Regions from separate parts of the Homo sapiens genome. Here region 2 is linked to region 1. The links are chromatin loops, found by intact Hi-C in ENCODE. Cell type or tissue: spleen. All regions are shown on one strand.

The links. A loop is a pair of places that touch in the nucleus more often than their neighbours do. Peaks named below come from ENCODE experiments on the same cell type or tissue, not always from the same donor. Only the 100,000 strongest peaks of a DNase experiment are listed, where the experiment ranks them.
Region 2: it touches region 1 in a loop (5-fold over the local background); 3 of 110 quality-filtered maps call a loop at or near these places.

What each region holds. Positions count from the first base shown.
Region 1 is chr15:43,470,069-43,478,068 of GRCh38, forward strand. It overlaps TP53BP1 (tumor protein p53 binding protein 1), which reads right to left. Exons shown (of 28, transcript NM_001141980.3): 8 at 7,525-7,691; 9 at 5,497-5,626; 10 at 4,605-4,699. Among named protein-coding and RNA genes, the nearest start is that of TP53BP1, 19 kb to the right of the region's middle. RefSeq lists a silencer at 7,136-7,377. In spleen, no CTCF peak of the experiment used is centred here; no DNase peak of the experiment used is centred here.
Region 2 is chr15:43,411,898-43,419,897 of GRCh38, forward strand. TP53BP1 (tumor protein p53 binding protein 1) reads right to left here. Exons shown (of 28, transcript NM_001141980.3): 22 at 4,328-4,519; 23 at 3,697-3,912; 24 at 1,222-1,437. Among named protein-coding and RNA genes, the nearest start is that of TUBGCP4, 45 kb to the left of the region's middle. In spleen, no CTCF peak of the experiment used is centred here; no DNase peak of the experiment used is centred here; H3K27ac peaks cover 1,725 bases.

The DNA of each region.
Region 1 (8,000 bases):
GGTTTAAAACAGGAGAAACAAATTGAGAAATATCACTCATCAATATTACTCATGTTCCAAAACCACTAAGAACAATTACACTACAGACATTTTCACTCTAAAAAAATAGTGACGTAATTTTTCAGAAAAGCTGACAGAATAATAGTAGACTGGGTCCTAGCAATCTACCAATACTTCCTTTGGTTGGCGGAGCAGTCCAAGCTCCTATTTTTAGGTATAGATCAAAACTGGATGCATCTGGGGCTACCCACCCATTCATAAAAAATGTTAAATTAACTTGGCTCCTTTCCTGATTTTATAGCTCAGTTTTTCACATTTCCTGTAGAAAAGCCCAAACTACTGGTACCTAATTTAACCATCATATATTCTACCACAGGCCTTGAAAGACAGTGAATTTGTCACCACTTTAGGTAAATACAGTATCTATAATTCATATTTACGAACTGATTATATTTGCATTAACAATTGCTAACTGCAGAGAGATGGATGCCTGTACAAATACAGATGAAGAAAAAAAATCTATCAATGCCAATCAGCACTGATTTATCAAAGAACTAAGAAAGAGAAGACACTAATCCTGACACACATTAGGAGGGAACACACACACACAAAACACAAAACACTGCTTTCCCATAGTATACTACCCACCTGTAGGCTATCAGGAACTTGCTTGGAGTCAGCCCAGCTAGCTAAGTATTTGATTCATCATTTGTATCCCCTATCTTACAACTTGACCCCAACCAGGCTTCCTCTAGACCACTCACAAACTACTAACAACATTTACCTTTTCCCCATAATTCACATTCATGCTACCAGCTACCCAAACTGCAACCTCAATACCCAGCTTTGCTGCTTAGCTTAGTCTCAACCTTACCAGTCTACACCTAATTTGGGATCCAGTGCTACAGGCCTTTAATATACTACCATAGCTGTGCTAAGTATTTTTGTTGCACCTTTTGAACTTTCTTGCCATGACAAAGCACATTAAAAACCTGCTGTTATAGGCACTACATACAAAAAAGGCTTTAGGTTAAGAGAAAAGCAAAAAAACAAATAAATACAAAAAGCACATATAGTTTCACAAACACTGATGTACATACATATTAAGCAAATGCATTAAATCTAAAATATAACTGACAAGGGAAAATACACTGTTACATAAAAAAAAAAAACTGAGTCATATACACAACATGCCAATTATGTAAAACTACTTTATGCATTGAAAACTGAAATATATCCAAATATACTAGTTGTAGCTATATCTGGAGTGTAGTATCACAGGTGATTTTTATTTTCATTAATTTCCTATATACTTAACAAACTTTCTACAATAAATATTGACTGTTTACAATCAGGGAGAAAGCTTTTTTTTTTTTGAGACAGGGTCTCGCTCTGTTGTCCAGGCTGCGACGCAGTGGTGCCACCTTGGCTCACTGCAACCTCCGCCTCCCAGGTTCAAGTGATTCTCCTGCCTCAGCCTCCTGAGTAGCTGGGATTACAGGCACCCGCCACCACACCCAGTTAATTTTTTATATTTTTAGTAGAGATGGGGTTTCACCATGGTGGCCAGGCTGGTCTCAAACTCCTGACCTCAGGTGATCTGCCCACCTTGGCCTCCCAAAGTATTGGGATTACAGGTGTGAGACACCGTGCCCAGCCTGAGAAAGTATATTTAATATAATTATTTTTATATTTTTTCAATGTTCACACTACAGATAAAAGATAAAAGAAACTGTTTTAAGAATTAACCAAACTTCACTTGTATTACCTGGGTTTTTGTAGAATTAATTCACCTAATCATGTTATACTTAGATTGATATCAGTCACTAATCATGTTATGCTTAGATTGATATTAGTCAATTTGGATACCTACAACTGATTTTAAGAGAAACAGCCAGAGACAAACTTTGTAGCAGAAGAAAGCCTAAGATCAAATTCTATCACTGATAAATTACATTTGAAAAACTGTTAAATGTCTATGTTTTATGTTACTCAAGAGCAGAGAAAGGATATAATAGGAGGCATATACATGACAGATGAAGGCACAGGCTCTGGAGGCAGCTGCCTGAGTTCAAATTCTGCTTCTACATCTCATTAGTTGAAAAATCTCTCTATGCCTCCATTTCCTCATCTGTAAAATGGGGATAAAAATAACACCTCCTTCTTAGGATGTTTGTGAGGATTCAATGAGAAAAACCACAGAAATGCCCTTAGAACAATGCCTTGCCTATACTAAGTGCTCAATAAATAAAACTATTATACCATTACTTGTATATGAAAGAGTGAAAAGATGAAAATCATAGAATTTATTAGAAAAAGCTTTGTAGAAATCGTAAGAACTTAGAAACATCTTGAATGACTGGATAGGAGACTAGGTCAGAGCAAAAGAAGCTTAAATAATGAGATAAATTAGGTAAGTGAAAAGGAAAGCTTTCTTGTGAATAAAGTAATATAAAATCTCTAAGTCGTCAAAGGAGTAAATGAATGAAGTTAAAATTTTTACCACCTACTCTTAACCATTCTTATGCTAAAACTATTTTAATAGCAAAAATAACCTATAAGGACCACAAGAAACAATTGCTGGTTCCTTCTCACCAGAAATGTGTTCACGTGTTGCTAGAAACAAGTAGGCCATTATTAATAAGTCCAGTTCTTCCCCATACTAATTCATTTCAGTTCAACTTTAAAAACAAAAATTTTTCCTTCAGAGCCTTTTTAAAAATTGAGCCAATACAGAAATCTCAATAGAATTAGTGCTAGAAAAGCAAAGAATGGGGGATGGTGTGTCCAGAATTGGTGGGTTCTTGGTCTCACTGACGTCAAGAATGAAGCCGCGGACCCTCACGGTGAGAGTTACAGCTCTTAAGGTGGCGCGTCTCGAGTCTGTCCCTTCTGATGTTCAGATGTGTTCGGAGTTTCTTCCTTCTGGTGGGTTCGTGGTCTCGCTGGTTCAGGAGTGAAGCTGCAGACCTTCGCGGTGAGTATTACAGCTCTTAAGGCAGCGCGTCTAGAGTTGTTCGTTCCTCCCAGTGGGCTCGTGGTCTCGCTGGCTTTAGGAGTGAAGCTACAGACCTCGCAGTGAGTGTTACAGCTCATAAAAGCAGCGTGGACCCAAAGAGTGAGCAGTAGCAAGATTTATTGCAAAGAGTGAAAGAACAAAGCTTCCACACTGTGGAAGGGGACCCGAGCGGGTTGCCACTGCTGGCTCGGGCAGCCTGCTTTTATTCTCTTATCTAGCCCCACCCACATCCTGCTGATTGGTAGAGCCAGTGGTCTGTGCTGACAGGGGGCTGATTGGTGCATTTACAATCCCTGAGCTAGACACAAAGGTTCTCCACGTCCCCACCAGATTAGCTAGATACAGAGTGTCCACACAAAGGTTCTCCAAGGCCCCACCAGAGTAGCTAGATACAGAGTGTCCATTGGTACATTCACAAACCCTGAGCTAGACACAGGGTGCTGATTGGTGTGTTTACAAACCTTGAGCTAGAAACAGAGTGCCGATTGGTGTATTTACAATCCCTGAGCTAGACATAAAGGTTCTCCACGTCCCACCAGAGCAGCCAGATACAGAGTGTGGATTGGTGCATTCACAAACTCAGAGCTAGACACAGGGTGCTGACTGGTGTGTTTACAAACCCTGAGCTAGATACAGAGTGCCGATTGGTGTATTTACAATCCCTGAGCTAGACATAAAGGTTCTCCACGTCCTCACCAGACTCAGCAGCCCAGCTGGCTTCACCCAGTGGATCTCGCACGGGGGCTGCAGGTGGAGCTGCCTACCAGTCCTGTGCCGTGCTCCTGCACTCCTCAGCCCTTTGGGTGGTCGATGGGACTAGGTGCCGTGGAGCAGGGGGCAGTGCTCATCAGGGAGGCTCAGCCACACAGGAGCCCACGGAGGGGGTGGAAGGCTCAGGCATGGCGGGCTGCAGGTCCCGAGTCCTGCCCCACTGGAAGGCAGCTAAGTAAGGCCCGGCGAGAAATCAAGCGCAGCGCCGGTGGGCTAGCACTGCTGGGGGACCCAGTACACCCTCCATAGCCGCTGGCCCGGGTGCTAAGCCCCTCATTGCCCGGGGGGCCGGCAGGGCCGGCCGGCTGCTCCGAGTGCAGGACCCGCCAAGCCCACACCCACCAGGAACTCCAGCTGGCCCGCAAGCGCCGCGCACAGCCCCGGTTGCTGCTCGCACCTCTCCCTGCACGCCTCCCTGCAAGCTGAGGGAGCGGGCTCCAGCCTTGGCCAGCCCAGAAAGGGGATCCCACAGTGCAGCGGTGGGCTGAAGGGCTCCTCAAGTGCCGCCAAAGTGGGAGCCCAGGCAGAGGAGGCGCCGAGAGCGAGCGAGGGCTGTGAGGACTGCCAGCACGCTGTCACCTCTCAATGGGGTTAGACAAAAAAAAAAAAAAAAAAAGGAAGGAAGGAAAAGCAAAGAACTGAGGACAGCACTTTACAGTAGGTCACATCCCTAAAGGTTAGACAAACATGAGTCCTACCGAATTGTGTAGGTCACAAGCATTCTAAAGTACAAAGAAGTAGTACATTTTGCAAGGCAGAAAAAGTGTTGCTCCTCTTCTAATCTGAGATCAACAGACAGATCAAGAGAGCTCACCTTGTCTCCCTTCTTGCTCTGTGGGACTGCTAGGAACGATAAAAGGAGTAGATCGGAAAGCATCAGGAGAAGGAGCAACAAGATCTGAAGAATTCCTTTATATAAAGAGAGAATCACAGGTTATTTTACCATAGCCACAGTTTTGCATTTCTGTATTTGCTTTTACTTTTTAACAGGAAAAAATATCTAAGGCATTCAGATAAATACTTATCAGCACTTTTCCCCAACAGCAACCTGAGGCTGGTGGAAGAACCAAAAATACTTCAATAACTATTTCCCACACCAGACATTTCTGTTGTAAAATAAGAACTTTTTCAAAAAGAGAGTAAGGGCAAAGTGAATGATCAGACACAAGGACATCATGATTTAAAAGCAAAATGAGCAGTGCTAGGAAATAAATTCATTTGCAGATTTGAGACATAAAAAAAATTATTCCATTTTTTTGCCTAATAATAGTCAGACCATGAACATTTTCATCAGAAAACTAAAACTAAACAAAAAAAACCAACAAGCGAACCTCTTTGCCCTAACATAAAGAAATCCAACTACTGTCAACTTAACAACCTATTCTCCACCCTCTGCTATTAAATGAGAAGAATTGCAAGTAAAACAGAGGAGCAGAATGCTTGTTTTGGATGTGTAACATTTTCTAAATAACTGCGCCTTTTCTTTCTTAGTGAAACGTTTGGGCTACTATTATAAAATTTTCAAATGGGACAACAGATTTATCTGCCTTCAACAGTTCTTCATCCCCAAAGCTCTAATGCATAGGTTCTACCATTTGGTTTCAAAAAGAATTCTAGACTAGCAGATAAGTTTAGCCTCTTTCAGCCTTAGCCTAAGACTCTCAGGCACATACTGCCTTGGCATAAGCTATTTTAGGCTTACTTACGTGGAAAGACTGTCCTGAACAAGGGACCTCTGACCAGAGAGCTGCAGGAGATGCAGAGTGGTGGCAGGAGTGGAAGCCAAAGAACACCCACCTTCCTCCCTTGAAGGAGTAGAGCAACCATCAGAAGATACTGAAAAAAAGAAATTCCAGTTGCACTTCTCAGATTGACACTACTGAGCTGCCAAAAACCATTCAGTACTGCAAAGAGTAATATCCATATTTCCAACATATTTCCATATTTCCAAAAGGGCAGAAATTGTTTTCTAATTATAGTACAACGAATGGACTACTACAATAGCACAAATCTTGAGTGAACATTAACCACCCCCGCAATGGGCTTCTTGAATAAAGAACTGATGAAGAGTTCCTTAGTCCTTTCTGTCATGATCTAAGCTTGGAGATTAAAAGCCAGAATCCTGGATGGGCGCAGTGGCTCACACCTGTAATCCTAGCACTTTGGGAGGCTGAGGCGGGTGGATCATCTGAGGTCAGGAGTTCAAGACTAGCCAGACCAACATGGTGAAACCTCATCTCTACTAAAAATACAAAAATTAGCTGGGCGTGGTGGTATGCGCCTGTAATCCCAGCTACTTGGAAGGCTAAGGCAGGAGCATCACTTGAACCTGCTAGGCAGAGGTTGCAGTGAGCTGAGATTGCACCACTGCACTCCAGCCTGGGCAACAGAGGGAGACTCCGTCTCAAAAAAATAAATAAATAAATAAAATAAAAGCCAGAATCCTTATACTTCTGCTTAGCTGCTCTTCTTTCTTGTGATGCTTCTATTAAAAAACAGCAAATGAGCCTTTTATTCCAACGTCTACCTTAGGTGAAGTCAAGCTCATGCCATGATACAGATGGGAGAAGTCAAAAAAATGCACATGACACTTGATGTTATAAATGCAGCAGTTTTCAAGATTTGGGCCTGCTCAAAGGAGTAAAAGGATTTATGAGCAGCCATTACTGTTTTATACTATGAAGAGTCTCTTGTTGGTCCCTTCCCCTTAGCAATAGATGGAGTATCAACTATATTAATCCCAGTGTAAAAGAATTTCTTAAATAAAACCTTACAACTTTAGTAAGAGACCAACAAAGGTTCCTCGGTGACCCTCTGAATGTCTTGCACAGCAACCTGTATCACAGCATAGCAAAGGAAGATAGCCTTCTTCCCTTCCCGCCTTACAACCAACATAATATGTTTTGCTGGTAATTAACTCAAGCTTTCTAGCTCTCTGAGGCTGTGGAATGAAAGATTGGTGGAGGTTAAAGAGGTGTGAAACAAATTATATCCTTTTAAGTTTTATGTCCTTTCCGCTAGATTTTAAATTCCTATCTGTGTCAGATTAACTAATAAACAGATTAAGTTAGTAAACTGTTACCCAGATGAATATGAAAAACCTAGGCTTAATATCATATTGAAGATTTGAAGACATAGTAGCCATGTAACAGAAAATGGCAGCCAGGTGTGGTGACTCATGCCTGTAAGCCCAGCACTGTGGGAGGCCAAGGCAGGCGGATCACAAGGTCAGGAGATCAAGACCATCATGGCTAACACAGTGAAACCCCATCTCTACTAAAAATACAAAAAATTAGCCAAGCATGGTGGCGGGTGCCTGTAGTCCCAGCTACTAGGGAGGCTGAGGCAGGAGAATGGCATGATCCCGGGAGGCGGAGCTTGCAGTGAGCCGAGATTGCGCCACTGCACTCCAGCCTGGGTGACAGAGTGAGACTCCATCTCAAAAAAAAAAAAAAGAAAAAAAGAAAATGGCTAGTATCCATAATACTAAATTTACTGTATTAGCTATTCTTCACCATCTCATTTCCAAAAGAGAGAAAATTATGTCAAAATATTAAATGGAAATTATTCCCAAAAAGCCCTTCTCACTAATTACTAGAAACACGTTTTCCTTCCATATCACAAACAAGTCTGCAAACCTATAAAATGCTTTGTAACTTAACCAGTAGCCTCAGAACTAAAGTAAAAGTTTAGATCTTTGGAGAAGAGCTGTAACGACAAATCACTCTTGGTACCTGTTTTATTGCTCTGGTCAAACAAGTCTTCCTGAGTTGACAAAACCTCAGGCTCTGGTGACTTCTGAATCTGCAGTCCACTTTCCATAAGTTCTTGTGCAGACAACTGTTCTTTTGCTTCCATAGCAGCAACAGATGCTTTGGGGCTAAAAGGCATGTCCTCTGACCTAGGAAATTCATATCACCAGGAGAAAAAGTTCCTAAGTTCAAATGTTTTTAAATAAAAAGCTTTTCCTGTTTTGTGTGTTTTTCTTTAATAATTTCAAAAATTCCAGTGGCTCTAATTTACATAATTATATATTAAAAAGGAAATAAACTACTCTTTATAGTGATAAAAGTCCTCAGCCCATTTTAAAACCTGTCTCACTCTCTCTCACAGCCAATACCTGTCTTCAACTCTGCTCAATACTGTGCTTCATGCTTTCTAAGATTTCTGATGAGTAACTTGGGGAATTTTTGTTACATATAATGTTATC
Region 2 (8,000 bases), 58 kb before region 1:
TTTCAAGTCCAGCAATATTGTAAAAGGGGGAAAAAAAAACCCATGACCATGACCACTGTTTTAATGCCATGACACACCTCTATGCAGAATCCTCAAAAGACTCCCAATTTTCCTGTCCAGGAAACTCTTCAAATACCTTATTCCCACTGTGCCTATCTGATTGTTTGACAAGCTAGGTGTTGCAAACACTGGACCTTGAAATCCCACCACACCACATCTACTCACTCCCACAGCCCAACTCTCCCAAACCAAAGCCTGCCCCTGATCATCCCTTCCATGTCCTTGTACATATCTACACATGGCTGCAGTCGGTGAGATATAGTTTTGGTTAATTAGGAAAGAGTCATCCACACACCTGAAATGCCAACCCTCACAGATGTCCAGTGGTGCAAATTATGACAACCATGTTGCCTAATTCAATTCCCTCTTGCAAGACAACATTAGTCAGAACTCTAACTTGTACAACATCATTCCATCTGGACCTTTAGCCTTTACAGACACATTCAGATACTGCTGTCAGTCACATTTACAGTGTATACATTTATATCTGCTCATTCCCTCTCCTAGATCACTCATTTTTCAGACCTCTACCCACTGCAGCCTTCCTTCAAAAACTAACAGACAACACAGAAATAAATGCAATGTACAGATTTAATTTAAGGTTAAAGAGAGGTATAAGAGTTGAAAAGGCCTAGAAGCTGTTTCTTTGCAATCACCCTGAGGAACCAGGCACCCCACAGTCCCAGTCTTAGACCTCAGGAGAATGAACCTTACCCTCCACATGGGTTTGCTCTAGCAGATGCCCATAGAACGCAAATGGGGAAGATGGCAGGGCATTCAGACCTGATTGACTTGGATGGTTGCAGTAGGCTAAAATGACAGAGCTCTAGTCACAGGTTTGTCATTATTGTGGACAAAAAAAACACAATTATTTAACCTTTAACCTCTCCAAACTTGTTTCCTCATCCATAAAATAGATAAGATCTATCTCCCATCTGCCTCACAGGATTGTTTTCAGGAACCACTCACTGAGAGGAATTTTGTGAAAACAGTCTAGAAACTGTTAAAAAGCAGGATACAGAGTAATTTCTGTGACCAAGATCCCAGTTGCTACTTGCCTTGCCTCCTCTACATACAACAGGGGGACCACCAGCTCATAAGTGACTGGAAAAGAAAGAAGTGCCTATGTGTCAGAGCTCCCAGGGCTTCCTAAGGCCTTACCCTCCTCTTCTTCACTGCTTCCTGTAGGACCATCTGGCAGTTTGGAGCGGCTGGCCAACTTGTCACTGGTTGTGGCCATGGTAAGGAGAAATGCGTAGCCCAGAAACAAGGTCTTGTTGAGAGGCAAAGGCCCTCTCTGCTCTTCCAGGGCAGAGGGTTCACCGGTGTTGTCTCCACTCTCACAGGGGCTCACAAACTCTCCTGCCCCTACTGCACCTGGGAAGGACAGGGGCACAGTTACTAGAGGGATACACACCATTGCCTCAGCAAAAGCCTTAACACCAAAAGGCCCCAGCACCAAGCATGACCTGATGGGCAGGCACTGTCCTGATGAACTTATCTGAGCCAGAAACCAAAGACCATTCCAATGGCCAACCATTCTAAATGGCCGACAGCCTAGGATAAAATTTACAACAAAGAGAAATTTACATATTTAAATTTTACACAGTCATGATAATGTATACAGTGTTTTCATAAATGAAAATTAACCAAGTATTGTTTTCATATAGCCACACCAAATACTTCTGAGGTCATCTGAAGAAAGAGGTGGTTCTAATACAAAGAAATAGTAGGTGAGAGTGAAAAATGTTTGGAAATCTTCAGCCCACTTTCTCTGTCCCGTGCTCTGATTTCCCCCAGGGTATGAGATATTTTGAAGCAGCCTTTGGAAAAAAAAAAAAACCCAACACTTTTTTATTATCAAGAAATGCCCCTTGTAGATAGATCCTCCCACCCCATCACTGACCGTCACCAGAATGGTGCAGAGAATACTTGGTAATAAAGTGTTTTTACACATAGATGGTGCCACATCAAAATAGCCTGCCTCAACTGAATTAGTTTTCAACACCTGGGTAAGTAAGTGAACCAGCCAGCCAGAACACCCATGCCAAGAGTGCCCCCAATAAGTCCTTGAGAAAAAAAACAGATACCTGACCTGGAGAAGCTGAATCGTAGGTTCATTAGGAGGCTAAGATGACAGACAGGTCATGCATGCCTCCCTAAAATAAAACCAGGAGCAAGAAAACAGTCTCAGAGGCAATATGACGTTATATGAACGAGGCTGGAATTAGAAGTGAAGACCACCAAAGTTTGAATCCTGGCTTACTTTGTCATCTTGGGAAAGTTAGCCAACTTTTCTGTGCCTCAAAGTCTTCAACTGGAAAACTCCTTCTAGCACCTATACTTCATAAGGATTGTATGTGAGGTATTATGTGTGAAGTACTGAGTGCTATGCCTCATACAGTAAATATTCAATGAACTATTGTTTTTAAATACCCTGAAACACAGCAGCAGTTGGGTAGATAAGGAGATGACACAATTCAAATACATAGGAAACAAAAGAAGCTCTGGTGCCAGGACAATGTAACAATCAATGGAGTTTCATCAGTTTGCTAGCCTGAGAAAGTTCCAAAAGGGAATAGACTGATTTTACCTCTGTAATCTCCTGAACCCATAGCAGCTGGGCCTGGGTCACAGTAGGGACTCAATGAACAACAGATGGAATGAACTCCTTTCTTAATTATTGAATGCTAGGGACTGGAAAGGGGTTGTTTCGGGGATAATGGGGAGAGGGAAGAGCATACTGAAATATGACTTTTTTTTTTTTTGATGGAGTCTCACTCTGTCACCCAGGATGGAGTGCCGTGGCGTGATCTCGGCTCACTGCAACCTCTGCCTCCCAGGTTCAAATGATTCTACTGCCTCAGCCTCCGGAGAAGCTGGGACTACAGGCATGTGCCACCACTCATAGCTACTTTTTTTGTATTTTTAGTAGAGATGGGGTTTTGCCAGGTTGGCCAGGCTGGTCTTGAACTCCTGACCTCAAGTGATCCCCCAACCTCGGCCTCCCAAAGTGCTGGGACTACAGGTGTGAGCCACCATGCCCAGCCATGTTTCAATAGGAAGTCTGAGAAAGCTAGAGGGCCTAAGCACAAGAGAGAGGGGAGCAGAATTTCCAGGAAGAAGATGGTGCAGGCAAAGAGAAATTACACCTATTTTGAATCTGCTTACATTTCAATACTTCTCCTTTCCCTCCTAGAACCCACACAGTAGTCAAAGAATGGTGTGATCAAGTCCTGGCCTTCTTTTTTTTTTTTTTTTTTTCTGGAGACCAAGTTTCACTCTTGTTGCCCAGGCTGGAGTGCAATGGTGCAATTTCGGCTCACTGCAACCTCCGCCTTCCTGGGTTCAAGCGATTCTCCCACCTCAGCCTCCCCAGTAGCTGGTATTACAGGCGCCCGCCACCACACTCAGCTAATTCTGGCCTTGCTATCTACCCGCACTAGAGTCTGTAGGGGATGGGGGAGGAGGGATACAGTGAGCTGTCCCTGAATATCACCTGTGGGCTTGGGCAGGACCCCGACTTTATAGCAGGACAGAAGGGCCACTGCCACATATTAAGCTCCATTTTTCCAGCAGCTGACCCTGCATTCTGCCATGGTCTGAAGGAAGAATGAGGCAAAAAGGAGCACTTACCAGGTTTTACTGTGGCAGACTTGCGACCTCGCTTGGCAGGGGACCGTTCCTCTTCAGAAGTGATAAGTTTTCTTTTGCCTGAGAGAACTCCCATGGAGGCACGAGGACTTTCTGTGATCTTTCGGGTAGGGGTTGTGCTGCTGCTACTGGAGGCAGTAGGGGTGGCTGGGGAGCTGACGTTACTGCGCCGTTTCCGCTTCCCTTCCACCAAATTGTCTATGGCAGGATAAGCCAAACAGGTTGGTCAAACTCTATGGTATGAGGCCCTGAACTCCAAGAAACTGGGCAGACCCTGATTCAGACACCACAGTGTTCCTTCCCCCACTTCCCATGAGGCCAAGAAGCTTCTTTTTAAGGCCATATTTTTTATCTAGTCTTTGCCATGACTGAAATGTGTTTAGTCCCCTATAGAACTGAGGAGGCCAGAAAAACCCTAAGGACTTTCTGTTTGGTACTAAGAAGGAAACAGGTAAGGCAGCAGCTCTAGAAAATGACAGCTCATCCACCATCTGAGAAGCCACACATAGGAATAATAAAAGTTAGGGAAACATTACTGACAGGTCCAGAATCTCCTCCCACTGTAAGCAGAACAGGAGCCCAAAAGCAGCTGTTCAGGAAGCAAAAGTCTTACCTAAGCTGATATCTGCTGCCTTTGTAAGAGGTGTTACTGCTTCATAGGGGCCAAGCCCATACTGCTCTCTCAGTCTGTTTCCTTGCTCCAAGGACAGGATGACAGCCATTCGCTTATACCACTTTCTTTGGCCTTCTTTTTCAATGCTGTAGTACAGTTCCCCAGACTCCTTCCTATGTCCTTTCACCACTCCTGGGGGGTGGAAAGCATAAAAGAAGCTTGCTGTTGTCTTAGGCTCCTTAGCACCCTCTCACAAGGGCTCTGTAAAGCAGGCCTGAGTTAGGGAATTTAGAGATCCAACAGTGGACTGAAGTTAGGACTTAACAAAATTCCAGTTGTCAATCCCAAACAGTAACACTTAGGATATATGTAGCTACTACACTGGGATTAGGACAAGGAAAGTTTCTTGACAGAAGGTAGCCTTTAGTTATAAAATAAAGCTTCCCAAAGACAGCCATTGTGGATTGCTGGTGGTTCAAATGATTTCCGTGAAGTGAAATGGCATGTGGTTTCCTAACAATTCCATTATAACTTCTAAACATTTCCTTCTTGGTTCCCTGGGAGGCTGAGTAGTAAGTCTTGAGTTAAGCTGTAGGTGAAAAATGACATCATTCTAAGAGAGACAGCATGTGTGTGTTTTCTCTCTGTGTGTGTAGCAAAATTAGAGAGCAAAGAAAGGAAAAAACAGATCCTGCCTCTCCTACCTAATCTTCCTCTCTATTATCTACTTTCCTGCTCTGATTCAAAACCTGATAAGGCCTTTATGTTAAAAGGAACAAAATGTGGGATGTAAAAGGAAACTAAGCTATAATTCAGGAGAACTGAGCCTAGGCCTAATTCTGCTGCCACCAAGCTGTGTGATCTTGGGCAGGACCCATTACTAAGCCTGTGAAAAAGAACACTTCTTCCTATCAATGAATAAACAATTTACAACACACACACATACTATAGCTATAGATACACACCCCCCCACCCCCACACACATATACAATACAAAAACAAGGCATTACTATGAATATTTTTTCATTCCTATAAACAGAAGGGTCCAATTTCTTCTCACCCATTAGCCTATGCTTGAATGAAGAGCTAAAAGAAACCCAGAGCCTACCCCACCCAAGGAAAATAACACAGAGAAAGCAAGCCTTGGTTCTCTATCTATCCTGTGGAATCACTCCCTTTTCCCTTACTTGTTCATCTCCTAGCTTAAATCTCTATCCCCAAACTAAGTCACAAAGACTCCCTCAAAAACACAAAGAAGCCCAAGGCCAACAATATACTTCACACTAATGAAGAGCTACTAGAACTAGAAGTAGTCTAGTGTTGACATGAGCAAACAGCCTCAAGAAATGGGACACAGAATCCCCACACCTTGATGCCACAGTTCACTCTTGTTACAGAACTCCGTCTTTAAAAGGCCAAATATGAACCCCTAAGAGTAGCTTTACACCTGAAAGAAGAACGAATGCATTTGATACATACAAACTATGAGTCACAATAAAAGACCCCAATCCATGTGCTACTCCCAACTGATCCCATATATAGCTAACAATGTTATCCAGAACTAGAAGGTGAAGTGGCCCATTTAATAATGAACAAAGGGCAAACAACAATTACTCAGAGGATTCCAAATACAAGAGAAGCCTGGATGGACTCCAACAGAAAGCCATTTTTCCAGCCGGGAGCAGTGGCTCACTACTGTAATCCCAGCACTTTGGGAGGCTGGGGCGGGTGGATGGCTTGAGGTCAGGAATTCAAGACCAGCCTGACCAAGATGGCAAAGCCCTGTCTCTACTAAAAATACAAAGATTAACCAGGTGTTGTGGCATGCACCTGTAATCCCAGCTACTTGGGAGGCTGAGGCAAGAGAATCACTTGAACACCAGAGGCGGAGGTTGCAGTGAGCCAAGATCGTGCCATTGCACTCCAGCCTGGGCGACAGAGCAAGGCTCTGTTTTTAAAAAAAAAAAAAAAAAAAAAAAAATCCATTTTTTGGCTGGGCATGGTGGCTCACGTCTGTAATCCCAGCACTTTGGGAGGCTGAGGCAGGCAGATAAGTTGAGGTTGGGAGTTCGAGACCAGCCTGGCCAATGTGGCGAAACCCCATCTCTACGAAAAACACAAAAAAAAATTAGCCAGGTGTGGTGGTGCGTGCCTGTAAACCCAGCTACTCGGGAGGCTGAGGCACGAGAAACACTTGAACCCAGGAGGCAGAGGTTGCAGTGAGCCAAGATCACGCCACTCACTGCACTCCAGTCTAGGAGGCAGAGTGAAACTGTGTCTCAAAAAAAAAAAAAAAGATAGAAAGAAAGCCATTTTCCCCCATTATATGCCAATCCATGTTCAAAAAGTCCTCAGAAAGATGTTTTTAAATGACAAACTCAACACAAATAGGTATCTTCAAATTATTTCCATAGAAAGGAGACAATATATTCAAAGAACTAGCACATGAAACAATAACAACAAGCATAACCACAAGCATAAACCTCTCACTATCACCAATATTACCTACTTCAAAAATAAAAAGGCACTGTTCTTCAAACCAGAGAATAAGTGGTAGATGTGCAGTCATACAGACACAGCACTAAAAACTTCTCCCTAAGCAAAAATATCTCAATATCACCTACTGGGTTCCAATCAAAGCAGGTAGCTAAGCTTTAAAAAAGAAGAGAGTATGGAAAGGGAAAAACACTAACTTTAGAGAAGGCCACCTGTCCCTCTCTTGCAGTGGCTCACGCCTGCAAACCCAGCATTTTGGGAGGCCAAGGCAGGTAGATCACCTGAGCTCAGGAGTTTGAGACCAGCCTGGCCAATATGGCGAAATGCCATCCCCACTAAAAATACAAAAATTAGCCGGGTCTGGTGGGGCACACCTGTAATCCTAGCTACTCAGGAGACTGAGGCAGGAGACTCACTTGTACCCGGAAGCTAGAGGTTGCAGTGAGCCTAGATTGCGCCACTGCACTCTAGCCTGGGAAACAGAGTGAGTGAGACTGTTTCAAAAAAAAGTGAAGAAATCTGGCAAATACAACCTTAACCAGTGATGAAGATTAACATCCTGCATCAGTGATGTCATGTGGATACATCACAAACCTTCCCAGGTCCTTATATGATAACATGAGAAGGGCATTTCACCTCTGTGGCATATTTTTTTTTAAGAGACAGGGTCTCACTGTTTCCCAGGCTGGAGTGCAGTGTCATGATCATAGCTCACTGTGGACTCAAACTCCTGAGCTTAAGCAATCCGCCTGCCTCATCCTCCTGAGTAGCTACGACAACAAGCATGTGCCCCCATGCCCAGCTAATTTATGTTCCTTTTTTTTTTTTTTTTTTTTTTTTTTTTGAGAGACAGGGTCTCACTATGTTTCAGCCTGGTCTCAAACTCCTGACCTCAAGTGATCCCCCTGCTTTGGCCTCCCAAAGTGCTGGAATTACAGGCATGAGCTACCACACCCACCCATCTATGTGGCATTATTTTTAAAATATCCCATAACTCCAGTCTAATGAGAAAATATTAGACAAATCCAAATGGAGGGACATTCCACAAAATACCTGACCAGGACTCCCCAAAACTGTCAAGGTCATGAAAAACAAAAGACTGAGAAATTGCCACAAATCAGAGCAGACCAAAGGGTATGTGATGACTAAATGCAATGTTGGATGCTGGAAGAGAAAA